Regions from separate parts of the Homo sapiens genome. Here region 2 is linked to region 1. The links are chromatin contacts, found by Hi-C or POLR2A ChIA-PET in ENCODE. All regions are on one chromosome and are shown on one strand. The core of a region is the stretch at or near the end of the contact, and the rest is flanking DNA. Distances in the headings are between cores, read along the strand shown. Region 1 overlaps GNG7 (G protein subunit gamma 7). Region 2 holds the start of GNA15 (G protein subunit alpha 15).

Region 1 (2,662 bases), core at 118-2,617:
TGAGCTCATCAAAAAGGAGACATCCTGGGTGGGCCTGACCTCATCAGGTGAGCCCATAAAAGAGACCAGAAGCACATCCCGAGGTGTCAAATTCAGAGAGACAGAAGGGAGAATGGTGGGTGCTAGGGGCTGGGGGAGGGAAGAGGGGAGCTGTTGTTCAGTGGATACAGTGTCTCAGTTTTACAAGATGGAAGGTTCTGGAGAGCCATTGCACAGCAGTGTGAGTATACTTAACATCACTGAACCGTACACATAAACGTGGTTAAGATGATCCGTCTTATGTTATATATATATATACACACACACACACACACCACAGTTGAAAGAAAGAGAGAAAGGGAAGGGGTTTCTTGCCTTAAAGAAAGCAAACAGCTATGTCGTGAGCTGCCTGTGGAGGGTCCATGTGGCAGACACCTGAGAGTAGCCTCTAGGGGCTCAGAGCACTCACATCCAACAGCCAGTAGGTAAACAGGGACCTCATTCCTAGAGCTGCAAGGAAATGAATTCTGCCGATAACCAAACTAGCTCAGAAGAGGACCCCAAATTCCAGATGACAACTCGGCCCAGCCCATACCTTGATTTTAGGCTTATAAGACTCTGAGCGGGGGACCCAGTTAAGCCAGACTCTTGACACACAGAAGTTGTGAGATGGCAAATGGTGTCTTTGTTGCCGCTGTTGTTACTCAGCAGTAGCTGACTCATACACTTGCCGTGTTGTTTGCCATGTTGAGATTGAGATAATGATCTCCACTTCACATAGGAGAAAACAGTAGCTGAGAGGGGCTGACGTGCCCAGGGTCACATGGCAACTGTGTTGTGATCATCACATTAACTGTGCCTGTCACCTGGGCCGGACCGTCACCTCCTTCATTAAGATCAGGGATCTGGTCCAAGTCTTCACCAGATGTTTACTGAGTGAGTGAAAGAAACAAAGAATGAAGGTGCTGGGACCGATCCTCACCTGACCTCCTGCACACAGGTGAGTCTGTGTCTGCGACCAGGACCAGTGACACCATAGGACACTGAGTGAAATCTCGAGAACATAACTGTGAGGCTCAGAAGGAGTAGTCAGCACATGCAACTCCCCGGGCTGAGTCAGCTGCCGGTGTTGAGGTCGGAGCTGATCAGCCTCCTGGAATGTGACATGCTGTACCCTGACTAATATTCCGGCTGAATCAGAGCTTTGCTCGTAATGAGAGGCAAGTCTCGAGCCAGTCACCCTCTGGCCCATGTGAGACTGGGAATTCAGAATCAGCCGGGAGTGACAGAAAGCCAGGTCTGGCTGGCACGCCTGGGTGGGTGTTTACAGCACGCGGGCTGCCAGCTGTGACCAGCTCTGAAGGGAGCCAGGGCCAGAGGATGCAGGTGCAGAGGACAGGCGCCCGGAGGAAGTGGGAGGAGAGGCGGCCACAGGGCTGGGGCCCCACTCTGGGTGCCCCTGGAGCCATGCAGGGGGTGGGTTCACCCCCTTACCGCCATTTAACATGTGAGGTGGATCGTTCTCTGGGGTGGGTCATCCTGGGCACTGCAGGGTGCTGACAGTGTCCCTGGCCTCCACCAACTCCATGCCAGGAGCACCCCCAGTCATGACAACCACAAATATCCCCAGACATCACCCAGCGTCCCCTGGGACAGAAACACCTTGGTTGAGACCCTCTGGGATAGAAGATTCCACAGACCCCAAGAGATTCTGCATCCCATGATCCTCTGCCCTGCGGAGGTCCCAGGAGGCTGCACACATTGAAATCCACACCTGAGTGGGAAGAGAGAGAGGAGATGAGTCCCAGGAGCTGGGGCTCCCGGGTTTATGCCGTCTGCTCCATCTGGAGTTTATTCCAGTGTCTGGTGTGAGTAGGGAGGACACTCAGTTTATTCCCAAATAATTAAAGCAGGTCTCTCCCCCTGGGCACTGTGGACACTGACACTGGACTGTTCTCTGGGGTGAGGCCGTCCTGGGCACTGCAGGGTGCTGAGCAGCATCCCTGGCCTCCACCCACTCCATGCCAGGAGCATGGACCGATGTGAGGGAATATTAGTCAGGGAAGGTCCCACTTCCCTCCGTCATGACAATTACAGATGTCCCCCGACACCGCCCAGTGTCCCCTGAGGGGACAGAATTACCCCAGTTGAGACCCTGATTGAGTGAACCGATGAAGACAACACCGCCCAAGAGTGAAAGCAGGTGCCCACACCAGGAGCTTTGTTCGGGAATTCAGGGAGGGCTTCCTGGAGGAAGTGACATGAGTTGAGTGTTGCTAGTGCCCTGAAGGTGACAGGTGGGGTGGGGGATACAGGTGCAGAGATGGTTCCAGGACCTTGAAAAGGTGAGAGGGAGGGAGTGAGGAGGCCGCACGGCAGAGGCTGCATTTTATCCCGAGGGCAGGAGGGAGCCATAGCGGGTTCCGGCTCCACCCATGACAACAATCAATTGGTTTGGGTCCAGCCTCCCTGTGTGACAGATTAGGAAACTGAGGCACAGAGGGGGTGAGAGATGCCCCAGCCTCCTGTGGGTGGCAGAGATCCCGGTGGGTTTCCACGGTGCCGCTGGTCAGGCTGGTTTGGGGCAGGGGGCCGGCTTCAGGCCTGGGGCGGGAGCAGCATCAGCTTCACGTTCCCGCTGGAGACACGGGGTCAGGTGGGCACCCGCGGTCACTCTCTGCTT
Region 2 (2,662 bases), core at 80-2,579, 510 kb before region 1:
GTTCAGAATCTTGAACCGTTACTGACGTCGACTCCCCCATCTGAAGCCTCCGCATGGAAGCCATCACCCTGTTTTGTTTTCTCCTAGATAATTCTTGTTGCCAGAATTATTTTATCTGCTTATGAGTTTACAGACTAAATGTCTTGGCTCCTTCACAGGAAATGAGATCCAGGAAGACAGAAATATCTTCCCCTGTTTGGCTGCCTCGTTCCTGGGAGCTACCCAATAAATCTTAAATGAATGAATAATGAATGAATGAACCAATGAACCAATCAATCCATCCTTTCTAGCCCCCAAAGGAGCCCTAGACAAGCCCTCTCCAGCCATGGCAGGGAGGTAAAGGCGAGAGGGAGCGTCCTGGTGAAGGAGAGGCTGGAGCCGGCCCCTCCCTTACGGGTGGGCTGGCCAGAACGGGTTGCACACCTGAGCTCATCATTCCCTCGCCATGACACAGACAGGTAGGGCGTGCTGGGCCTGCCCGGCAGGGGCCCGGTAGAGCCACGTCTGCTATTGTATATGCCCCACACAGTGGACAGGCCTGGGCACCTGGCCGCTGGTCGCACGTTGGACAAGGAACTTGGCTTCTCTGAACCTCAGTCTTTCTCATCTGGAAAATGGGTTCCAGGCTCCCCATTCCCTGGGAGGAGGCGACGGCTCCACGATGCCAATGTCTGACCTAGCCTGATCCGCCTCCTTGCCCCGACACCCCTGCCGGCTGGCCACCGCCCACTGCCCACCACCCACCGCCCACCGACCCTGGACTCACCCAAAAGCAGCAGCTTCAGCTCCCCGCGGTCCTGCTTCTTCTGCTCCAAGAGGATCCTGTTGATCTCCTGGTCCACCCGGGCGGCGGCCTTCTCATCCTCCGTCAGGCACCAGGGGCAGCAGCGCCAGGTCAGCGAGCGGGCCATGGTGCGGTGGCCTCAGTCGGCACCGGGTGGCATCGCCCCCGGGCCCCTGCTGGCCAGGGCAACCCCCAGCCCAGCCGGCCCTGGAGAGGGCTCCGGGCAACCGGGTGCGCAGGGAGGCTGCCTTTTCCTTGGGGGTCACCCCCCAGGGACCTAGACTTCCTTGCCTGAAACACCCAGGAAGCCCGGCTCGGCGGTGGCAAGGCTTGAGTGCTGGGAACAGGGTGGGGACGGGAGGAGGTGGGGAGGCCAGGGCTCCCCGCCCACCTCCAGACCTGCTCAGACCCGGCCCGACAGGTTGACGGTGAAGGGTGCCAGGAGAGGGTGAGGTGGGGGCCCCAGGGAGGGCGGGGCGGTGGCGGGAAAACCCCCACCGCAGACTGGGTCCTGTGTGACCAGCAGGGCCCTTCTTCCTCCTTCTGGAGAAGGGGCGGATTCTCCTCAGGCTTCACCCGGAGCTGTCCCCCTCCTCGGAGCCAATCAGGAACCGTCAGACCCGTGCTACTGCTGATACATTATATATATATCATATATATATGTGTGTGTATATATATATATGTGTATATATATATATATATATATATATATATATATATATATATATATATATTTTTTTTTTTTTTTTTGAGACAGAGTTTCACTCTTATTGCCCAGGCTGGAGTGCAGTGGCAGGATCTTGACTCTGCAACATCTGCCTCCCAGGTTCAAGCAATTCTCCTGCCTCAGCCTCTCGAGTAGCTGGGATTACAGGCATCCACCACCACGCCGGGCTAACTTTGGATTTTTAGTAGAGAAAGGGTTCCACCACGTTGGCCAGGCTGGTCTCAAACTCCTGACCTCAGGTGATCCACCCGCCTCGGCCTCCCAAAGTGCTGGGATTGCAGGCATAAACCACCACGCTCGGCCCTTCTGATATATTTTTAAGAAACAGCTCAGGCCAGGTGTCATGGACTGTTTCCAGCGACTCTGCCCTGACCTCAGGTGATCCACCCTGCAGAGGTGGGCAGCTTGCCTGAGGTCAGGAGTTCGAAACCAGCCTGGCCAACATGGCGAAACCCTGTCTCTACTAAAGATACAAAAATTAGCCGGGTTTTGGCTCACATTAGCTGGTTTTACACTCACATCACCCTGTATAGTTACTACTGTCATCCCTGTTTGACTGATGAGGAGGTTGAGGCATAGAGCAGGGGAGTGACCGGTGGGGCTGGCACAAGGCAGAGCCGGGAGCCTATCCCTCACCTGCGGGGCCCCAGAGTCTAGACGCCTACCAGGCAGATTCCAGGCAGGGCCATCCCTTCATTGTGCGTGCATTCATGGAGCGCCAACTGTGTGCCAGGCACGGTAGCCAAGAGACACAGATCCCAGACCTCCTTACCTAAGGTTCTAGTTAAAGAACAGATAATAAAATAAATTTTAGGCTGGGCCTGGTGGCTCACGCATGTAATCCCTATACTTTGGGAGGCCAAGGCGGGCAGATCACAAAGTCAAGAAATCGAGACCAGCCTGGCCAACACGGCGAAACCCCGTCTCTACTAAAAATACAAAAATTAGCCGGGCGTGGTGGTGCACGCCTGTAGTCCCACCTACTTGGGAGGCTGAGGCAAGAGAATCGCTTGAACCCGGGAGGCAGAGGTGGCAGTGAGCTGAGATCGTGCCACTGCACTCCAGCCTGGCGACGAAGTGAGACTCCATCTCAAAAAAAATAAAAAATAAAAGAATAAAAAATTTGGCCAGGTGAGTGCGGGAGCTCACAT

Evidence for each region. A loop is a pair of places that touch in the nucleus more often than their neighbours do. ChIA-PET counts read pairs that join two places held with the same protein, here RNA polymerase II (POLR2A). Pooled maps may share reads with other maps.
Region 2: a loop to region 1 is called in a map with no recorded cell type, with 4 times the contacts of the local background. The contact joins the promoter of GNA15 here to the enhancer-like site in region 1. A Hi-C loop is called at or near these places in 1 of 37 single-sample maps with no recorded cell type and 2 of 50 pooled maps. POLR2A ChIA-PET finds 5 or more read pairs at or near these places in 2 of 52 experiments (MCF 10A and activated naive CD8-positive, alpha-beta T cell).

What each region holds. Positions count from the first base shown.
Region 1 is chr19:2,626,161-2,628,822 of GRCh38, reverse strand. All of the region lies in intron 2 of GNG7 (G protein subunit gamma 7), which reads left to right. Among named protein-coding and RNA genes, the nearest start is that of MIR7850, 3.2 kb to the left of the region's middle. RefSeq lists an enhancer at 643-1,842. Within about 2 kb of position 1,367, at least 31 of the 41 ENCODE cell types and tissues checked have a DNase peak (open chromatin) inside an H3K27ac peak, as active enhancers do.
Region 2 is chr19:3,134,700-3,137,361 of GRCh38, reverse strand. GNA15 (G protein subunit alpha 15) reads right to left here and starts at 1,329. Exons shown (of 7, transcript NM_002068.4): 1 at 767-1,329. The coding sequence starts at 911.